Regions from separate parts of the Mus musculus genome. Here regions 1 and 2 are each linked to region 3. Evidence: chromatin loops called from intact Hi-C (ENCODE). Cell type or tissue: heart. All regions are shown on one strand. Each heading gives the region's core, and the rest is flanking DNA. Links, peaks and the distances in the headings are about the cores only.

Region 1 (7,559 bases), core at 1,639-6,638, 82 kb before region 3:
AAACCCAGTGAGGTGATTTACAGAGGATCCTCACCATCGTATCGCTGCCATGGCCAGACAGAACCTACTGTAGCTTACTAAGTGATGCCGTGCCAGAGGGACAGGTCTTTCACAGCCCAGAGAGCATGAGGCTACTGATGGTAGTTCACTGGCCTGTACTTCTTCCCCAGGGAACACTCAGAAAAGCCTTCTCCTAAGTAGGCTGTTAGGATCCAGGTGGGGCTGTTACTCAGGTAGTCAGACAAGGCCTTGGATAGTTGAGTGGGGGTGTTTTAGTACGACAGTACACCTTTAGGTGATGAAAGTATTAGCCTCTGAGTCCCCTAGAGGATTGCAGTTGGTTTAATAACACATTTGACTTCAAAGGGTCCTGACCATAAGCGAGAGAACACCGACTAGTCCTCTGTAACGTAGCAGTCACAATCAGTAAGGACCGTGTCGTGTGAGGTCAGTAGGCTTTTGAGTCTTTATGAGTACTTCCTGGGGTACGGTACCCTTTAAAGTGATTGGATTCTGTACTTCTAGACGCGCAGCTTATCTATAGTCTTTCCTGTTTCTATGCCGAGCTCAGTAAATATAAATTGATAAATATAAATTAATCCCACCCAAGTACCTGACCTGGTCTGTTGAATTTGAGTGGTGGGGAATCTGTTGTAGGTCTTAATGGTGGGGATCTGTTGTAGGTCTGAGTATCAAACATTTCCTGGAATTTGAGCAAATGAAGATGCCCGTTTGGGGTCGGTTGGCACACAGCGTGTATTTCATACCATGCTAAAGGACTTGGCTGTTTTCCTGAAAAGCATTACAGGATAAGGGCAGATAGTTGGGCATATATGGCTAGATGACCTGTCACAGTAGAGCAGAGGAAAAGCTGAACACGTGTGACTGGGTGAATAATGTTACATGTTCCCAGCACCTAAGAAGCAAAGTAAAGGGTTTAACCCTCTGCCAGGGCCTCTCCTTATCACACCTGTTCAAATCCCCAGTTACCCTGGACACGGGATTCCAAGGGCCTGTTCTCTTGATTTCTCTCGGATCCTAACCCCACCCTGACCACTGCCATAGCAACCAGGCGCCTTGTGCTAATTTACATTACAAAATCGTTCTCTTGACAGTCTAATAACTTTCAATTCAACATAAGTCCCTCTCCCAAGGCTATGTCAGTAGCCTGTCTGTTCTAGAGGTTTGAGGGTCTGGAGTTGATTTATTGCCTTTTTCCGGGATCTAGGGTAGTGGGTCTCAACCTTCCTAGTGCTGCAACCCTTTAATACAGTTTCTCACGCTGTGATGACCCCCAAGCGTAAAATTATTTTCGTCCTACTTTATAGTTTTTTTTGGTATAGTTATGAATCCTAATGTAAAATCTGTGTATACTGATGGCTATAGGTGACCCCTGAGAAAGGGTTGCAGCCCACAGGTTGAGAACTGCTGGGCCGGAGGCTGCCCACGTTCACTGCTGGAGACTCCCGGTCCTCCGCCATACCAGCTGCTCTGGCTCTTTCACCCGCCTCTGGCATTTTTAAGGATTCTACTTTGATGATGGAGGGTTGGAGTTTCCAGAAATGGTGTGGGCAGCCTCTAGATGCTAGAAAAGGCAAAAAAAAAAAGGGGGGGGGATGGAGGGAAGGGAAGAGAGCAAGACAGTGAGTCCCATGACAGTACAGAATTGTGCAAGTTCAAAGCTGAATATCCCGAAGACTGTTTAGCTATATCACTGTTTTATAATACCTTGAATCTGTTTCAGTTGTTTCATAGGGACAGTCCAGATAACAAGTTCACTCTAAATTAAGGGCCTAAAATAAGCTGCTGGGACTGGCACTGTTATTCGGGGGATCTTGTAGTAGATTGTTATGCTGTAAGTTTCCTGTTCTGTAAGTTTTCTGTTGTCTTTGTCTTTTTTTTTTCCTCTCCTCTCCTCTCCTCTCCTCTCCTCTCCTCTCCTCTCCTCTCCTCTCCTCTCCTCTCCTCTCCTCTCCTCTCCTCTCCTCCCCTCTCCTCTCTTTTTTTCTTTTCTTTTCTTTTCTTGTTGTTTGTTTTGTTTTTCGAGACAGGGTTTCTCTGTGTAGTCCTGGCTGTCCTGGAACTCACTCTGTAGACCAGGCTGGCCTCAAACTCAGAAATCTGCCTGCCCCTGCCTCCCAAGTGCGGGGATTAAAGGCGTACGCCACCACTGGCCCAGCCTTGTCTTTTTTTCTTATCATCTCCTGGGATACTGTTGTACACATGTACCTATTTAAGGAATGGGCATAAACAGAGGGTGTGGAGAGTATGGGGTCAGGGAACAGGGTGGATTTGTGATTTGTTTGTTTAAGAATGAGCAAACACAGGGAAGCCTTGCTTTGGACAGGAAACTCTGCAAGCCTGAATGGGTAGCTTGCTAATGTCCTAGCAAGGAATTTGAGTGGTGGAGCTATCTCAAGCTACAGCGATGCCTAGGAATGTTGTCATAGTCCAGGCAAGGGCTAGCTTAAGGAGAGAGCACACAGCCAGACCATGCATGGCTGTTGCTTTACATGCATCACAGCAGGTACTTCCGCCAGACCCTGATATTGCAAACTGTTAGAGCACGGAAATGCCCACACTGTTATTGGTAAGATGCAGAAACCTGCCTTAGACTGATGTCAGTGTAAACGGCTACTTATTAACAAGCTTAGATTATTAGCTCGAATAACTATTAGAAATGGAATTCAGTTTGTCTTTAAGGTTGGCTAAATCCAAGTTCCCAGATACCATCCAGATTCTTTTCTCTGCTCACTTCCTTCTCCAGCGGCAGTATGGGCACACTAGCAGCTCAAAGCTCATCTCCTAGCAATTTAGCATTCCCAGTGGAAGGAGCATGTCTCTCTTCCAGTAATTTCAGTAGCTATAGAACCACCTTTCCTTTGGCCTCTGTGTGTCATGTGACTGTTGCTTAGCAATCACTGCCGCCATGGCTTTCACTTTAGAAGGAAGGTCAGCTTTATACTAGTGAGAACATAAAAGGGTTTCTACCCAAGAGACTCTCATATGTCTACCATCAGAGTAAAGAGGAAGGAAGATGACCATAGCATCTGCCAAGGAAGGTGCTCGATTATGGAACTTAAGCCCCAAGTGTTAGTCCAAGAGCCTCAGCCCCAGTCTTTATTCCATGACTCTCCACCTATGTATCCTCCCCTTAGTTCTTTAACACATACTGAATCAGACAGACAGACAGACAGATGCACACACACACACTGACTGACTCATCATGGAGATGTCCCCAGGATAGTGTTGGGGCTATCTGTGAACACCACTCTGTTCTTTGTCTTGGTGTGAATATATTATGCCTGTGTGGACCTGGAATTATAGGCAATACACTCCTAGGCTTTCATGGTAAAGCCCGAGACAGCAAAGTGGGTGTTGAAACATCAGTGTTCTACTAACTGGTGACATAGGCCAGTTATTCATTATTGTATATACAGTGCATGAGCATGTCATGTGTTTAGAGAGCACTTCCACATTTTGTTCCTTCTTAGATAAGTATAGTTATAATCATAACAGTCCCCGTGTAGTGACATCTTACTCTGTGCGATGTGATATTATGATACTTCTCTTGCCTAATCCTTAAATAAACGTAAGAGACAGTGTCCCCATCAGCCACGCTGCTACTGGAAGAGCTAGGGTCTGAATTAAAGCAGTCTGACCCGAGCTGACTCCTCCAGCACACTTCCTCGTCTCTCCATAACTCACAAGTGCTGTCTCTCTTTAAAACTGAGAAAAGTAGCTGGACCTCTCTGACATGCTTGTTGTTTGTCGTTCTAGGTGTTTCTCCAGGTCTGACCATCTTGCGCTCCATATGAAGAGACATATCTAAACAAAACAAAACAAGACAAAATAAAAACAAACAAAAGTAAAAAAAAAAAAAACAACAAGAACAAAACACCGCAAAGGCCAGAGTTGCCATGGCAGCAGCCAATGTCCGAAGGAAATGCAGTGAGGCAGAGGGCTGGACTTCAGGCGGGGAGAACTGCCTCGCAGAAGAAAGTTCTCGCTTACAAACCTCTGTGTGCATACATGTACACGCACACGTACACACACCCTCTCACACACAGACCCACACACAGATCCACTCTCATGCACTCAACTATATTTAAAGTATATACGTCTATTTCTTATGCCTTGCCCTAGCCAGATGATAGAAGACAAGGAAGAAGGAAGCCAGGTGAACTCGGCAAGGCACTGGCTGCTGACCCCAGCGCTACTGGATCACTTCCCAATGTTGCCAATGGAAAACAAAGCAAACGGATGTCTGTCTCCATGGTGGCCGCAGTCCAAGAGGCTTACATAACTTCTCAGTGCAACGTGATAAGAGAATCCAACATCTTATGGTTGCATATGTGTAGCACTAATGTTTCTTTTTAAATAGTTGGGGGAGATTGACCTAGAAAACCAAATTGCAGTTTGGTAGCCAAACTTAACTCCTGGGTTATTTGTCCTTTGTGTGTGAAAAGTCCTACTATTCCGTACGTCAGACTTCCTCACAGAACTGTCGGTTGGTTTTGGTTCTTCTTAGGACCAGTGAGATCTTTTGAATTGCTACCAACGGCCTTAGCGGCAGCAGACTGTGGATTTACACCTTACACCTTTCTGGCCTGCATCTCTCTAGACTTTACTCTCGAGGGAGGAGTTTTCTTTTCTTACTTTTTTTGACTCTCGCACATCATATGCACTAGGGATTCTGAAAACTTCTAGCATGACTGCAAAGTGGCCAAGAGAATAAAAGTCCTTGATGATAAATCACAGTATACCCCTTGAGCCTCACCTTCTTGCCAGTGCTAGATTTTTTCTTTTTAAATCTCTCTGATTTTTTGCTAATGAAAACTTGAAAAAAAAAAAAAAGCTTATTTGGAAGCTTAAATGTTTTATCTTTTCTCCGTGGACTAAACCTCTCCAGGACTCTCTCGGCACCTGGATGTCTAGCTCTCGAAGCAGCCAATCAGATGGGACATCAGAGTTCTCTCATCCCTCCTTAAGGCGTGATGACCTCAGCTCACAGTGAGCGGCTACTCTACTGTCCTTGCTACCCTATAACTACTTACAGCATAGATCTCGCTAGTCTCAAAGGGCAGCTGCGTATTTAATCTAACTCTGGGTTATGACCTGACAAAAAAGCCAAAAATCTCACTCTTTCCAGGAGTGGGGGAGTCCGCGGATGCCTCCCAAATCTAGAGGCTTCACAAAACATCATCCCATCCCTTCCCTCACTCACCCTCTGAGATCATGGTACCCACTTGTTAAATGCATACTTCAAAATGCCATTGTGGGAATGAAGGTTGTCCATTAAGGAAAGGGTGAATGTGTCACTCTTATGATGTCTCTACGGGTGTTGGTGGGGGGGCGCTTTCTTTAGGGGGTACTGGTTCTTTTTGGCTAGACCCACCATGGCTTGTGACCTAGAGCACCCAAGATCAACAGAGGCCTCATATTTACCCTGAAAGCTGATTCCAAGGGATTTATATTGCTCACTTGCATATCACACACACACATCCAATGTTGGTTTCTATCTTCCCGAATTCTTAGCTAGCTGGCACTGGCCTAAACTCCAAAGACTGCCTTTAGGACCATTAACTGGCCTATGCAAGCAAGCGGGGTGGGTATTAAGGCAGATTGTATATTTTGTATATTCTGGGACCATCCCTTCAAGACGCGTCTAACAAACAAAAGTGGCGTTTGGTCCGTACAAGGTTGCTGCACCCTCATACCAGCTGGCTCCCTCCTGCCCTCCTCTGACTGTTTTATCCACTGACTGTTAAAATGCCGCCCATACATATTTGGGATGCAAAACTGAAGTCTTTTAAAAGAAATAATAATAATAATATAAGCAACACAAACACATATGACAGCAACCTTCAAGATCCTTGGCACTTGGGTTCTCAGCTTTCTACGGCTTTGGTTTTACTGAAATGTTGAATCTACTTGTCTGAGGGTAAAGGGACCGCTTTGTCACAAATGCTATAGCTTCCAGTTGGACAGTTGGGGCATTTCGAGGTCTAGCCTTTAGAAATTTCATTTTTGTTTTACTTTTTTTTTCCAATTTAGACCAAAAAGAAAAAAAGAAAAGAAACCATTGTAAACACACACGTGTGCGCACGGGTGCATACACACACACACACACACACACATACTCCATTTGCCAGAAGCAATTATGTATATGTTAGTTGGAGGGTATTAAAGAAAAAAGAAATCTGATTTATTCCAAAGATTTAAAAGTGGACATGACTTAGAAACTGCTCTGGAGCACTGCTTGCTGACAATCTCGTTCTCTACTGCAATCGAGTGCATTCTGCAGCCAGTCCATCAGGGCATACCATGGGATTCTATTTGAATGTGTGCTGCATCCTTTTTTTGGATGAAGGACGTGTGAGGGACCTTGAACCTCAACTGTATTGAACTGTAGCGCCTCCAGTCAGTGCACTAGATGAAACTTTAGACTGCCCAAATTCTGTTGGTTTGTTTCTCTCTTCCCAGTCTGTAGCAGTCAGTGTCCAGCATGAATGCACGCACACGCCAGGGATGGCATTAAGCCATGGCTGCCACGATTTACAGATGTTCTCTCCCAGGCTGGAGCTGCTCTTACTCTCAAATTGTCATTACTAAGGTTTATAGTACTTAATTTAATTTTTTTTTGTACTGACCAATGCAAGGCTCTATAAAAAAAGAAAAAGGAAAAAAAAAAAAAAGAAAAGAAAGAAATGCAAAAGAGTAATCATTGCTGTTTGTCCCTCTCGCCATCTGTGGTTTCATTTGAATGTGGCAGAACAAAGGCCCCTTGGTCCTCTTTGGTGTCTGAAATGTTTGGTAATTTCTCTTTTGTATCAGTGAGGTCTTTGTGATCTGCTCCTGATCTCTCTTGGAGCAGGGCGCACTGAGATACCATGATGGTGCTTGCTTGCTTCAGAGTCCTTTGTTGGCTGTGGGAATTGGCCTGAGAATTTGGTGGGTGCTAAGCGCATGGCTTTGAATCTGTTCTTCTCTAACCCCAGTGAAGACCTGTGGAAGATTGCGAGTCCTTAGCTTGGGGTGGGTATCCCTTGGACATTTTAGAAATAGGTTTATGACACGTCCTCCTCCATTCTTCCTCAACTGCAGAGGCAGTTGCTTGATGCCTCTGGAGGGAGCAGGTTTTTCAAGAAATAACCTCAACGTGTCCTTTGCTCCCAAGAGGACTGGGTGTCTAGAATGGTGTCATGGATATTTGAAACATGAAATCCCTTTCACAATTTAAGACATTACCTCCTAGCATTCCAAGGGGATCCCAGATTTGAAAGGGCAAGCCTGGCATAAATGTGGCATAGGCTGTCCTCTTGAGCATTCTATCCAGGGCCCAGAGATGGCTATGTAGAAGACATGGTTCTAAGCCACTGGTGATTTTCTTTACTTCAAGTTACTTCTCTTTCTCCTCCACGTGACCTTCAGGGATGTGGGGACCGACATTGTAATGCTGCTCTTTGCTCCTGGCCTCCTGTCCCACTGTCAGCTTACTGGCCCAACCTCATGCCTATGTGGATGAGTACTTTGTCCAGAAAGAAAGAGATGTTTGG
Region 2 (7,559 bases), core at 1,639-6,638, 65 kb before region 3:
CATGGGGAAGCAGCTTCCCAATAAACCTGCCTATATATAGTTTAATTTGGCTTGAATTGGCTCCTTTCACTGATGGAAAATATCATTAATCTCAGTTTAAATATATGCAGAAGCCTACTGTGTGTGCAGTGTTTCTTGGAGTGGAAGCCAATGGCTACGCATAGCAGACTCAGCCAGCATTTGGTTTATAAGTGCTATTTTCTGTTTCATTCCAGACTTGATTTAGACCACGATGTCCAGGAGTTAGTGCCGTGGGCTAGACAAGGATGCTTTTAACAGGCTCTGACAAGTCATTCGAGAACGCCCTCGGGTCAGAGACATGGATATAGAAGGGATCAGATAGCAAAACAAAGTAATATCTTTTATTAAGCAAATAAACATTTTCCTGGTTTTATTCCGTGAAAATATGGACTTACAAAGTGCTGCAAGTGTGACTTGCAAGCTTGGTGCACCTGTTGTTGGGGCTGAATCTTCCAGGGGCCATCACAGTGAAGACATCCCCTTACCACTTACTTCAGGTGACTCCAGAAGGCAATTGTGGAAGGGAAACTATCACAGGCGTCTCCCTCTGAGGATGTGCTGAATGAGATGGAGCCTTCAGGGGCCTTTTCCTTTATACTTCTTCATTCATTTGTTCTTGAGTGTGTGTGCATGCTCACGTAAATGTGTGTGTGTGTGTGTGTGTGTGTGTGTGTGTGTGTGTGTGTGTATGTGTCCTTTGGGGAACAGTTCTCACCTGGTGTATAGGTTCTGGAACTCCAACTCAGGTCTTCGGTCTTGACAGAAGGCACCTTTATTCTGAGTCCTGTGCCCATCTCCTCTCTGTATCTTTCCTGAGCACGATCCTCTATGGGCACAGTTCCTTGGAGATAAGAGCCTTCATTTTGTTGGCTTTGAGTCAGTCATCTTGTTTGCACTTGGCAGCTGATACTCTGCGCAGAGATGTGCTCTGACAAAGCTCTAAGTGGAATGTGGAATACTGAGTACAAAGGACTCACCCTTGTTGGGGTATAAGATCACAGTTTGGGCTATCCTGGGCTACAGAGCAGCCAGTGAGACCTTATCTTCTGCCAAGTCCTATATGTTTTTAAGACTTCCTTCACCATCTGAAGAAACTTAGGACTGAGCTGAATGAAAAGGAACCTCCATGGTTTGAAGGAACCCTATGCTAGAGAGAGGTAGAATTATGTCTGTCAACAAAGCATTTTGAGTTAAGTCTAGTTCTATGTCCATATTTTATCAACTACTGTAGGGAAAGGACTGCGTGTCATAGTTGGAGAATATGGGCTTCTCCATATCCTGAGAAAGTTTCTCTAAAAATAACCTTTCTGGGAGCCCTAATAGCGAAACACAAACAGAGTGGAATTTTCGGGATTATGAAAGTTCTTTCTTAAAATGTTCATATATAGGTTTTTGCTCATCCCCTTCACCTGACCTACAAGATGGAGAAGGTGTGGGTGGCTTGGGGAACAGGAAGGGGCTGGCCATAAATCTGATCTAATTTGGAAAGGGAAGGATAAAGCAGATATACAGTAATCAATAGAGCAATGTCTTGTTCTGTGGTCAGTGCTTACTGGCCCTGCTGCTGGAATGTGATCCTCCTGTGCGGAACCCTGAGCCATTAGAGGTGACATGAGTTCACAGACTGTCCTCCCTTGTGGTTGGAATGTGTGGCTCCTCAATGCACAGACTCCTTAGTGTCCAACCAGAGAAAACCGTTGTGGATGGTTCTCTACATCTTTGCTTTTTATTCCGTTGTGCTTTCCCATAAAGAGGAAAGACGATTTCTGCCCCCCCCGCCACCCCCCCGACCCCCCCGACCCCCCCCCCTCCGCCAAAAGCCACGTTTGCAGGACGGAATGTACGAATTTGAAACATTTCCTCCTGAAAAATCCTATTGGAAGAACAAATAGGGAAAGCAAAGCCACAGAGAGAACAGGGACTTGATTGTTCCTCCACTGACTGAGCTAGCCCCATGCCTTGTCCTGCTACTGCTACTGCTACTGGGGGTGGGGGCGGGGTGGGGGCCGGCAAAGCATGCTTCCTGATCCTGGAAAGGAAATAGCATAAAAATGCTTTGACTGAAAAGTGAGAGCACTAATTGATTGTTAATGACTGCACAGCCCTAAATGTCTGGAATTTGGTTTAGATTCAATGTAATTTGACATTTGCCAACCATTATTAAGTCCCTTTGATGCTCTCCCCGTGCAGCCGTGATGAGCAGCTGATTGGCTCTGGGGGGTGGAAAATGCAACTGGCTGGGCAGGGAGTCGATGGGTGTCTGGAAGTCAGCCATCTTCCCCTGCTGCCCGGGCTCAGCAGGCTGGCTGGGCTGGGTGGCCTTCCCCACACCCTGGCGTCTCTGTTTTCACGCACTCTTCTGTAGCCATTTTGTTTGTTTGTTTGTTCTCTTGTTTTCAAAGGGGCATCTCTCTCTAGCACCTGGTCACCTGGCTCAGAGCAAGGCATCTTCTCTTCTATTATTGCTTTTCTGTGAATCAGAAGCCAACATGTCCCCTCTCAACAAAAAAGGGCACAAACCAAAAACCAACCCCCCCCCCAAAAAAAACCCCAAAAGTACTGCCACTTTATCTAGGATTCAGAGAAAGATGCAGAGGTGGGGGTGTGGAAAAGCTACTGTGGGAAAAATACTCCCTGTGGGAAGGTGAGGCTTTTCTCTCCCTTTTCCCTCCACCTCTTCCCCCCCCCCCTCCTTTTCCCCTCCTCATGCTTCCCCCTCCCTCCCTCTTTTCCCCTCCCTCCTACATTTCCTTTGTATTTCTCACAACTCCTGGGTTCCTCATCTCGTGCATAAGTAGTCAGTTCCCCCCTCCCCCCCACTTTTAATTTCTTTCCTGCCATGACCTGGCTCCCCACAGAAGCTCATAATCTTCCAGTCCCCAATTCCAGTTTCCTGAGAGAAAAAAAAAATTTTTTTTTTCCGATTGTTCAGGTTCAGAGCTATGGTTCATCCCTGGTAAGGTGCGTGTGTTCATCCTTCTAGAACTCAGGTAAGCCATAGGTAAGGCAGGAGCAAGGCAAATGTCACCCAGAGACTCTTCTATAGGGTAAAGCACAAACTACGCCCCTTTCATGGTCGTGAGGTAAACTTTAGAATATTCCATCTAGCCTTGCAGACACTTGAGCTGTGTATGCTAATAATTCGTGGTGAACTCCTACCTTCAGGGACAGCGTGCCGACTCCCCTTAGCAGAAAGATGGGTTCCTCCGCATTCATACCTGTGACATTCACCTGTGAACAGTGCTAGAGGGAAAAAAATCAGAATCATTCGCGGCAGCTCCATGAGAGCAAGAGCAGAGAACACAGTGAGAGAAAAGCCCTAATTTCATTCCAATTAGGACAAAGATAACGTGTGTAAGATATGCGACTTTTGTCACGGGTAAAACAGCCTAGTAGAAGAAAAGGATAAGAGAAGGCTCTAGATTCATTTCCCTAGCTCTCGGGCTGTGACACTGGTGAGCTGTGTGGCCTGAAGTCCATTGCTTGGCCTCTCTGGGCCTTGATCTTTCAGCAGTGCTGCAGTGGCTGCAAGTAAGGAAAATGGACAGAGTAGGAGGGAGACACCAGGCTACTTCCCCTCCTGCGCCAGATCTTTTAAACAGGATTTCCTCTTGCAGTTTGGAATTCCAAAAATATTCCAAGATTAATTTTACAAGCATTGAGGAGACTTGAGCACACACCACCTGTACTGTTCTGGCTCCTTTGAAGATGCCTGCAGGAATTCTCTAGTCTATGCAAGGGAACAAGTGGGCCGTCCTTGTATGCTTGCTGTGGTAGCATACATATCACAAACAGAAATTCTAAACACTGGGATCGGGTTTCCTAGTACGTGTGTAGTTTTCTTGTCACCTCTTTGACTGCCCTTCTGGGTGCCCAAACACAGTGCCCCCCTACTTCTCAAGAGTCTACCTTGTAGCTGGTTAGTTCACGCCTGAGATGGGCTTTTCCCAGCTTCCTTCCGGCTGTTTCTCCACTGGCTGAATTCCTCAAAAACTAATCAATGTGTTCTCAGAAAACAGAACCTGGCTAGGAATGTTTATCATTTTCTTTGCTAAGTGCTGTTTTTTTTACACGTTGGACCTCTGATTTCCTACAATTCTTGGAGAGCACTGGCAGGAAGAGGGTAGGAAACCCCGTGCCATAGAGGGACTGTGATTAAGTCGGCTTCCGTTCTCTCCTTCCTTTCTGGGCTGGAGTGAGCTGGGTGCCCTGAACCAGCGGCTCTCCCCACCCCCCACCCCACAGGAGGCCAGTGTCTTTGATGGTGTATTTTTAGACGATCTGAACAGAATGACCGCTGCGTGTCTGTCCCTCCCCAGCAGCAGGCTTTTCCATTTACTTGCTTGTTCACTGATTTGGATTTCCTTCCAAATAAAATGTAAGCAAGGCCAACGCGCTGTCGTTAGAAAACATTCCTGCCTTGAGAAGCAGCTTTCAAGGAGAAATGATGGAAATGAGAGTAAAAGGAAAGGCGTCAAGGGTTCCAAAAGCATCCCCACAGTGGTCTAAGAGGAACTTTCAGTTTTTAATGTGCATGTGTGCGCGCGTGTGTGTACATATGCATAAGCTGTGAAGACCAGAGGTCAAGGTCCGGTCTCACCTCTGTCTTTCTCTACCTTCATTTTGAAACAGTGTCTCTCACTGGGTCTGGAGCTCACCAATTGGACTGAGGTGGCTAGCTAACCAGCTCCAGGAAGCCTCAGGTCTTTGCCATCACTCCCTCCCTCCCCAGTCGCAGATGCCTGCTCTTTTAGCCGATGCTGTAGACCTAGACTCAGGTCCGCCTCACTCTTGCTAACCCTAGACCATCGGAGCTGTTTCCCCTCTAAGAGACACTTGATAGTGACTGTCACAACCTGATCACAGGTGGTAGTGTGTTTCCAACTCTGATAGCACATCTGATCTCATTGCTTTATTATCTAGATTTTAAATAATAGTTCTCATGACAGGGAACTAGGGAAACAGCCAGGATCTAAGCCTGTGTCCTTAGCACCATCTCTCCTTTGTATTGAGGACACTAGAGCCCAGGGAGGGCCATTAGCCCAGGGAGATTTGGCTGTAGGACCCTAAATAGGAAGCCTGAGATTTTAAAAAAAGCAACTCTACTAATTCTATTTCTCCTTGGTGTGCTGTCCAGCCCATACCGAGCAAATTTAACTCAACCATGATAGGTTGTACAAAGATTTGCGTCACTTAGCAGATCTTTATGTTTATAAATGGGTTAAAATATTCTGTAAATTTGCTTGCTCAGAAGGTGTGCTCTACTCTGTTTAGATTAAAGCAGGCAGCTTTGTTTTACAAGTGAAGCCACAGCTACACCATTGTATGTGTTCTTTTACAAGAGGAAGCATTTTCGTTTGGTGTTTTATGATACAGGAGTTGGGATTAATTAATTTACTAATTTAGCTAATGAGTAAATGCTAAGCTAAAGACTGGGCTAAACCCTGGGAATTCAAGGATGCTCAAGGCAATTTATATTAGTTAGAACTGTGTGTTTATGCTTATTCATTTGCTTTGGTGGTGACAGAAACTCAACATGAAAAGGCCTCGCACAAAGGGGAGTTCATTGGAAGTATCTCGGCATATACACAATTCAGTACAGGACTATAGGATGGAATGTACTTCTAGAAACATTCAGACTGGGAATTCACTTGCTCAGGCCTTCCCCTCCATGCATTTATTTCACTGTTCTCTTCCTAGAGACTTCTACTTCTTTGCCTTCATCTCAGAAAATGTGGCCGCCATAGCTATAAAGTGCCTTTGTCAAAGCCAGAGATACTGACTTCTTGGTTACAATACCATAATTCCCAAGGAAAGCATTGGTGGGCTCTGTTTGGGCCAAGAGCTCACCCTATACCCACTCTTGACTGTGGGCAGCCTTCTCCTCCTCAGTCGGGGGCACAGCCTCAGTCAACCAGCAAGGGCCAAGTGTGGTTTTGCAAAGACACAGGACCATTATAATGGAGCCTGTGATATCCATATGAGATCCAAATGAGTGTAAGTGGAAAGTAGCTATGAGTGTAAGTGGAAAGTAGCTATTCCTGGAAAGGGGGATCATGGGAAGACAACCTGGGATCATGATTCATTCTTTCTCTCTCTCTCTCTCTCTCTCTCTCTCTCTCTATGTATATATATATATATATATATATATATACACACACACACACACACACACACACATATATATATATACACACACACACACACACACACATATATATATATATATATATATATATATATGGTGGGTCAGTATATCTGCATATCTCATTCTGAGAATGAAATCCAGTTCAACATGCTCATACAGTAAGCACTTTGTCAATTGAGCTAGTGTCCCAACCTAATGCTATAGTTTTAATATGAGCTTGATTACGGGCACATAGACTCACATTGCTCAAAAACACCCAGGTCTTAAAAAGAAAAACTGTTCTGCCTAAGGAGAGTATTGCAGAGGATGTACAGAGAAGCTCAACTGAGTCAGGAAAGGTGAAAATAAAGTCAGCAAGGAAAAGGTGTTCCAGGAAGAGGGAAGGGCATGCATGGAAGTTCAGAGGCGTGAACCCCCCCCCCCCAGGCATGAAATGGTCAAACCAAGCAGTAGAACAGAAGTCTGCATCTTTAACCTAGTTACCTTACCTAGCATCTGTGGAGCAAGGGAGGTCCGGAAATAATGAAATAAATTACATAGCATCCACTGTGATAATATGCTGGACATTGTTCAAGGTTTGTGGGATACCCCAACAGGCAGAGTTGACAAGGCCGCTAAACAGTGACTGAGGAGAACAGTATATGAACATGTCTTTAGTTAAAATTCTGGTACAACACTATGAAGAAACAGACAAGGCACCTGGCAGTAAACTTTTGAATGGTTCCAACAGGCTTCTCTAAGGCTGTGACATTTGAACGAAGACCCAATGAGAATGAGCACCCAGAGAGAGAGGTGCTGTAAAGGGGACACAGGACACAGAGCTGGGTACAGGAAGGAGGCCTCTGTGACTAGAGAATGGGGAGGATATTATGTTGATGAGAGGCCAAAAGGTGGCCCTCTCCGAGTTATCCCTACTGATAAGGGGTCTCAGCAGTTTGAACAACAGCATCCTTTCCTGATCTCCATGGAGAAATGAGCACTCTGTCAGGAAAGAGCATCATGTCCAGCCAATTCCTTAGGTGAAAAGACTGAGATAGTCTCACTTCCTCAGTCTCCCTCTCCTCTCCAGTCAGCCAGTCATGAGTTCTTGTTCTCTAAAACAAACCCAAAGGGTCTTGGTTTCTCCCTGCTTCCCCCTGAGCTTCGCACTCTTGTCTGGGCTGTGGATGCTTCAGAGCCTGAGCTGCCCTCAGAAAGGTATCTAAAGCAGAAACTCCAGCTGAAGGTTGTATAAGGTGGCATCGAGGTCACTGGCACAGAACTCAGCTTTTAAAGTGTTCTCCATACATTTGGTTTTTTTTTTGTAATTCCCATCTTCCTGGTACATTTCAACATGACAAAGAGATCAAAGGATTTTGGAGAGGAGACTTGAATTTGTGTCCTAGTTTTA
Region 3 (7,559 bases), core at 1,125-6,124:
CTGTATGTAAGCACTCTATGTATGTGTGCATGCCTATATGTGTATGCTTGCATGCATGTTTGCATGTGTGTGTGTGATGAATTTTGGGTTCTCCACATCCATCTTTCCTTTCTAGCAGTAGCCTAATTTCCATGCTGGGATTACTTTTTCCTAATTGAATGTATTCTCAGATGTCCTGACTATATAAGCTACAGGGGCTATTGACTCTTTTACTGGGAGAACTTACTGCCTAGGTACCACCAAGCATATGACTCAGGTAGACTCCATTTCTCCTTCTCTAGATTTTTATCCTCAGAACAGTGGCTACAAGGGCAAAAGAAATGATGAGAGTCACTTACTGTCACTTCAGTTCCTGCTTCCTGTATGTGCTAAGCCTCGTGATTCCATTCTTCCTTTAGTAGGGAAAGAACTAATACCTAGAAAGTCCCCTATTCTGTGATGACCTCATTAGCTTCTCTTGCCTACAAACTAATGACCCAAGTCTATGATGTGTCACCACACGTTGCCTCACTGCTAACGTACTAAGGGTTGAGACAAGATGAAATCCTATGCTGCCCATTGTCCTATAGTCTGAAGCTAAGAAAACAACAGGGAAATGTTTCCCACAGATCTGGAAGTGAACACAGTACACAGGTTACCAATAGGAAGCTTAGAGAGACCAAGGTGAGTGATATGCTTGATCTAAAAGTGTCCTTACATCCATACACCAGTCTTCCTGTGCAGTTCTGTAAAACTGAATCCCTTCTCAATATCCAAGCATGTAAAAGCTTTAGGCTAGTTCACACGCTGCAGTTGTATTATCTGGGATTCCCACACTTGAAGTTTCTCTCTGTGATGGAGAGGAAGGACATTGTCACATGTACTAATTGACTTTGAATGAGTTGCTTTTCAGGCTTGTGCCCTTTCTGGACAATGGGACACCATTTTCCATGAATAATTTGTATCATCCTGGCACCTCCTCAATCTTCTTGGCTGATATTTATGAGTTTAAATATAGCTAATGATATCACATGCCTGCCAGATGGTCAATAGGAACTACCTGGGATAGTGGAGCATCAGGCACATGTTTGATTTCTTGAGTTAGGACTTAAATATGAAGCTATTTTTTGGAAAATATTTTAATTACAATGGGATTTATAAACCATATAAGGGGTAAACAGATTGATAAAACAAAAAATCACTGAAGGTGAGCATTGCATCCGTCTTACTGGGATGAATGTGTCTGTCGCATTGGTCTGGGTTGTTGTCCTCCTGCTCTGTCTGTGTATTGTCTAAGATGCCTGCCTATGCCATGCATGCTTTCTTTTGTGACCTATTATCTATCAGTTTATCTTGTTCATCGGACCTTGTTACCACACCACAACGTTCAAGGGTTTGCCCAATCATTTTCTTCCATAATTTGTATTGTAGTATTTCTGATCATTATTCTTTTAAGTGTTCTGAATGTTCTGTGGAGTCTTCATGTTCTACCTGCCTTCTGTGACAGGTATGTTCACCTGTCTGGGAATGTTCTACTCCCCCTTAGTTGATTGTTGGTAGGCCTTTTGAACTGCTATGAACCCCATTCTACCACCACGTTCTATATTTGCTAAGTTGTTTCTCGTGCTTTGCAAACTGAGTGCACCTTCCTTCTTACCCAGAATGCAGTCTGATTTCCACTAAGAAAGATCGGCCTCTTGATAGAAGAATATCACCTAGTCCTCAAAACCAATTTTCTTCTCTTAATTGCATGTTAATCTGCTTTGTTTTCTGACTTTAAAAACATTTTCCTGGTAGGTATGGCAACCTACTGGTAGTTCTCACATTTGAAATGTGGAGATGGACTCTGTGGTGCCCGATAGTTAGCCAAATTAGCCATAGAGGTGAGCTCTGGGCTCAACTGAGAAACCCTGCCTCAGTAAATAAGGTGTAGCATTTGAGGAACGCTCCCAGCATCCACCTTGTCCCTCTACATGGACCCACATGTAAAATAAAACAACAGATGCCAATAGAAAGATGGCATCTTTCAAACGCTATGGGTACAGCATACAAATGATACTTTGTGCATTGTAAATTGGATTATTCTTAGAACTAGATATGGGTGTGTGGTAGGGAGAGCTTTCCAGATGACCTCTTCAGAGAGCACAGAACAAGTTTCCCATCGGAGAGGGTGAGAGAAGACAGAACTCAATTAGAACAATGCAGCCTCTGGATATGTTTGAGGACGGGTAGAGAAAGGCTGAGCTTAGAGAAAGTACCCAAGGAGCTGAAGGGGTCTGCAACCCTATAGGAGGAACAACAATATGAACTAACCAGTACCCACAGAGCTCATGTCTCTAGCTGCATATGTAGCAGAAGATGGTCTAGTTGGCCATCATTGGGAAGAGAGGTCCTTGGTCTTACGAAGATCATATGTCCCAGTATAGGGGAATGCCAGGGCCAGGAAGCAGGAGTGGGTGGGTTGGGGAGCAGGGTGGGGGGAGGGTATAGGAGACTTTGGGGATAGCATTTGAAATGTAAATGAAGAAAACATCTAATAAAAATAAAAAATAATAAAAAAAGAAAGGCTGAGCTCGCTTTCTTCAAATACTAATTCGCTGTGTAGATTTCCCAAGCAACTCATCTAATAGACCTCATTGTTCTGTCACACAAGGGTCTCAGACAAGTTTCAAAGAGCTATAAGTAAACAAATTCACAAACACAAGAGACTTGAGAAAAGGAAGTCAACCCCCCTCACTATGAACACATCCAGGAAGCTAAATGGAGACACTGAATGGTCATCTCAGTGCCCTTGACTCTGATCCTATCAGGTCCACTCATTCTTACCGCTGTACTTGTGAAAAACAGAACCTCTGCCAACAGACTAAAGCTGGGGAAAGTCCTCTCCTACAGTCCTTGGTCTGCTTTCTCTGGTTTGGTCCTGAGATGTCACAGGCACTGGGAACCACAGGGTCAGGCAAAGCTCTTTCTTCTCTCATCACCCCGCCCCCACCCCCACCCAACACACACGCCTCTCAGGAGGAGACAGGTTCACCATGCTCTTCACCCCTCCTGACAAGGAGACATCTCATTTATAAAGGAAGGATGCTTGGCCTCTGAATTGGGGTAATGGAATATTTCTTGTAAACCTGGAATTAAGATGCAGACAAAACAAGAGTCCTTCAGCTTCCTTTTATTGGTCCTCAGAGGTGAGCCTGGAACAGTCGTAAATATGTATCAGGGTGGCCCCTGGCTCTTCAGTATTGAAACTCCACTCACAACAAAGCCAAGTGTCCCTGATTTGCCCCCCCCCCCCGCCCCCGCCGAGCCTCCTCCCACTTTTGCCTTGTGTCCCCCCCATGCTTCCATCTCCCTACCCTGGTTGCGGTGACTTTGAAACTGGTAAAAAGCTTCCCGAGGTGACACGCACAGCTGTGTGGGCTGGAATGCATTATAATGCTATGTCTCAATTACAATATTCTTTGGGTGATACGGGAGGCAGGCCCAGCCTGCCTTAGAGCGCACTGCCACCTCCTGGAAAACACCTGCTTCGTGCCGCCTCGAATACCACCAACCAGAAAACATGGCCTCTCCTGTCTTTAGAAGCAAAGATCTGGGTGTACAGAGCCATCTTCTCCAGCCCCCTTTAAACTGGAACACAGCAATCCCTCGAGGAGATGGAAAGGTGTTGCATTGCCATCTTAATTAAAAATAAGTAACTAGGTCGGGGAGGCCACTGGTGTGGGGAGTTGTTATCATTATGTTTGCCTTCTGCTCCCGAGGCGGGTAACAGGCGCCACTTACAGTAATGAGTACCTGGCACCAATAGGATTCTACCCTTGGGATCTCCGGAAGAGGCGCCAACCTTATTTACACAAGGAAGGACTGGGTAGAGGACACAGGGCAGAAGCTGTGTGCACAGGCAGAGAGCTCCAAAGTGGAGAGAACCTTGAGTCCACTGGTCTTTAGAGCAATTATGTACGGAGTCCACCTTACGGTGGGAGTGTTGGGATAAACAAAGATCTGTTTTCAGAAAGAAGCGAATAGATAGGCATCAAAGGTTTCTGTTTGAACTCACAGACTCACAAGGCCAGCCGTCATTTCTGAAGAACAGCTTTAAGAATTATGGAGGGTGACACGCTTGAATTGGCTCAACAGAATGGGTGCATTTGCGAAGTTCTTAGACTGGTCAGCATGAAAAACAGTGGGGTGACAGATTTCTCTATCAACATCGTTCCTTGGAAGTAGCAATAGCAAAAAAATGATTTCTTACATAAAGCCAAAACATTCTTACTTACTGAATCAAACTCAGCTAATTAGGCAAATTGCTTAAATTCAACTAGTGTCCCTTTGAGTGGAACGGAAGGTTATAGATCCTTTGAAAAAAGATAAAAACCCGAAAATTATTCTTTCTCTAGAGAAATGCATTCACATTTCCCCTATTATTTAAAATGGCGGGCTGGCGAGATGGCTCAGCAGGTAAAAGTGTTTGCTGCCAAGCCTGGTGTTCCGGAAGTTTAATCCTTGGAATCCATGTAGTAGGGGAGAATCAGCTTCCACAGGCTGCCATCTGATCTCCACATACATGCTGCGACATGTGTGTCATGCTAGCCCACACTGCAACCTTATCCAAACTGTAATGACATTTAATTAAAGATGCCCTTTACCGTTATCATTCTTTGCAAGCCTGGGTTTAGCTCTGGGGTCTCTTGGTTGTATGGCTTTGGGTGGAAGAGGCCAGGGGAAGGGATATTTGCAAATAAGAGTAGAGCTCTACTTTTGATAGCACCCAAGAGTGGCCAGGGCGTTTCTGTGACTCTTTCCTGGCCTCATATTAAAGCAGTTACATTTTCATCCTTTAGAAACCCTGGATTTTGTCAGAGGCGCACATCTGAAAAGCTCTGATAACACCTGGCTTCCGCCTGGCTGCAGACAAACAAAGCAAAGCAGGGCCTAGCGGTGGCACCTGTTTGGATGTGTCCTTTGTCTCCATCCCTGGAGAGAAACCCTAATGAAAGCTTTTTTGAGGGGGAGCACAGCTTTCCTCCCTCATGGCAGGAGGACCAGAGGCAGCTTATTCTGACAGTGTAGTGGAGATAGCTCACAGCTCTCCCAGGAAACTCTAGGAATGATAAAAACGTATGAGATGAATTGCAAGGTCTACATTAAAATAGCAGTCAAGTGCAGGCACTGGGGATTTGTTCCAGGATTGAACCCGTTCCTCGCCGACCCAGCTTCCTAACATATGTCTTTTCTCGCTTTTGGTTCTTTGAGCCTTTATCATCAATTCCTGGAAGGAAGCCTTTTGTCTTCCCCAGATAATCTGTTGAAAAAGTCCACGGGGTCATGCAGATATTTCCTGGTTTGAGCTTCTGAAGAAACAGTAGTCCCCCTTCGGCTTCCCTTCCTCCTCAGCCACTACACAGTGTCCTTGAGACTAACTTATTTTTGTCTCTTTACTAGAAAATGAAGGACATGTTAGTCTCAAATTCACATGGTATTTTTACTCTCTCTCTCTCTCTCTCTCTCTCTCTCACACACACACACACACACACACACACACACACAGCATTTTATCTTCCAAGATGTTGATATTGATACACACCAAATGATTTAAGATTCAAAGCCACTTTGGAGTCCTAACTGGGGAGAAGGGTCTTGCCATAATGTGTTTGACTTTAGATGACGGAGACAGTGATCTCCTGAAAGAATGAAGACACCTCGATACCATGCTCAAGAGGAGCAGTAGGGAGGCGGTGCCCCTCAGAAAGCAGAGGAAGGTACACAGAAGGGAATGGGATGACATTTCAAAGTGACCTATGAGGATAAATGGATTTGCAGAGAAATAACGAAGGCAAATGGAGAGACAGTGTGTAGCTGAACACACCAGAAACCTTTGCCTGCCTGGGGATGGATAATCTATTTTCTATTTTAGGAAACTAAAAGACAGTTTAGTTAGTGATTGGCACAGCATTTTGGACCTCAACTCAGAGCAAGATTACTGGTGTCTGCCAACCATAATTTCACTGGATGGTGACCTGTGTCAAGGCCAACCTCTGAAGGTCATCTTCCAGCAAGAAGCTGGTGAAGATTTGAAGGTATCATTCTGAAAAAGAGATGAGTAACCCCAGGCCATCTAATGCCTTCTGGTCGGATTATGACTTCTAACTTTCATCTTCTCTTTGGCTGTGATTTATTTGGATAACTTCAAACAACGATCTTACTTACTCCCTCTTTTTTCCCCTCTTTATCTGAAATAACATTTAAAAAGCCATTGATAACCCACTCTTGCTTTATGCTAGATGTGCCCATGTGATACAGAGACCCCAGCTTTCTGAGAGGAATGTAGAACTAGCTTGCAGAAAACCAGAGATATACATGGGAAAATTCCAGTAGAGGCAAAAACAGGGAAGAGGCCAATAGAGGTTCTTACAGGAGAGAGACATGTTATCTTTCTCATGACATTGGTGACGAATTAATCTTAATATACGTGTGTGGAGACTGAGCAGGCAGGGATGTGGAGGGGACCACTGTGATATGTGTACAGACACTTTCATCTGCACTTGGTCATTTTCCCTTACAGGACCCAGCCTTCCATTCTCTGTCTTTCCTGAAAGGTAAAATCCTTTTTAGTGATACCATTTGGATTCCAGAATAACAGAGTGCCAGGAGACTAGGAGTTAAAGGAGAGAATATTGGTAATACCCGGTCACTGAAAAGTCCTATCAGAGGCAACAAAGTATGTCACCATAGGGGAGAAATGTAAGTGTCTCAGTGTCCAGAGAGGTTTTTCATGTTATTCTGAAATACCTGAGAATTCTCTTCCTGGGTTGCATGTTCCCTACAAAAGCTGGAATGGAGGGAATAAAAATCATAGTCTCAATGACTAATATTAACTACACTCTTATTCTGGAACTGAAGAGGTGGTCCAGAGTGCCTCAATAGCTCTGCTTTGAAACATCAACGTCACTGAAAATACTTTACAAGGCCAGATGATGGGTCAGCAGATGGAGGTGCTTGCTACCACGGCTGATGACATGAGTTTGGTCCGTTGGGACCCACTTGGTAGAAGAGTACTATAAGATGTCCTCTTCCCTCCATGAATGTATGTACACATGCACACATCTTTTACAAACCTTATTTGGTTTAATCTCCAATGACGTTTAAGGCAAAAATTCTCTTCAGAATTTTGTTCTTTACACTTCTTTTTAAAATTATTATTATTACATATTTTCTTTATGCTATATTTTCAAATGCTATCTCCTTTTCTGGTTTCTCTTCTAAAGACCCTTTATCCCCTCTCCCCACCCCCTGCTCACCAACCCACCCACTCCTGCTTCCTGGCCCTGGCATTCCACTGGGGCATCGAACCTTCACAGGATTAAGGGTCTCTCTTCCCATTGATGACCAACAAAGCCATTCTCTGCTACATATGCACCTGGAGCCTATAGGTCCCTCCATGTGCATTCTTTGGTTGGTGGTTTAGTCCCCGGGAGCTCTGGGGGGTACTGGTTGGGTCATATTGTTGTTCCTCCTATGGGGCTGAAAATCCTTTCAGCTCCTTGGGTCCTTTCTCTAGTTCCTCCATTGGGGACTCTGTG

The links. Peaks named below come from ENCODE experiments on the same cell type or tissue, not always from the same donor. Only the 100,000 strongest peaks of a DNase experiment are listed, where the experiment ranks them.
Region 1: a loop joins it to region 3, with 2.5 times the contacts of the local background. A loop is called at or near these places in 6 of 42 quality-filtered maps.
Region 2: it touches region 3 in a loop (3-fold over the local background); 6 of 42 quality-filtered maps call a loop at or near these places.

The regions. Positions count from the first base shown.
Region 1 is chr1:64,031,986-64,039,544 of GRCm38, reverse strand. Klf7 (Kruppel-like factor 7 (ubiquitous)) reads left to right here. Exons shown (of 4, transcript NM_033563.2): 4 at 3,781-3,882. The coding sequence ends at 3,832. Among named protein-coding and RNA genes, the nearest start is that of Mir6899, 6.7 kb to the left of the region's middle. In heart, for the core only: no CTCF peak of the experiment used is centred there; DNase peaks (open chromatin) are centred at 2,334 and 4,244; H3K27ac peaks cover 447 bases.
Region 2 is chr1:64,015,528-64,023,086 of GRCm38, reverse strand. No RefSeq gene overlaps it. Among named protein-coding and RNA genes, the nearest start is that of Mir6899, 23 kb to the left of the region's middle. In heart, for the core only: a CTCF peak has its summit at 1,659; DNase peaks (open chromatin) are centred at 1,996, 2,246, 3,656 and 4,196; H3K4me3 peaks cover 1,367 bases; H3K27ac peaks cover 3,140 bases.
Region 3 is chr1:63,949,590-63,957,148 of GRCm38, reverse strand. No RefSeq gene overlaps it. Among named protein-coding and RNA genes, the nearest start is that of Gm13749, 11 kb to the left of the region's middle. In heart, for the core only: a CTCF peak has its summit at 3,491 (motif pointing left); a DNase peak (open chromatin) is centred at 3,478; H3K4me3 peaks cover 241 bases; H3K27me3 peaks cover 716 bases.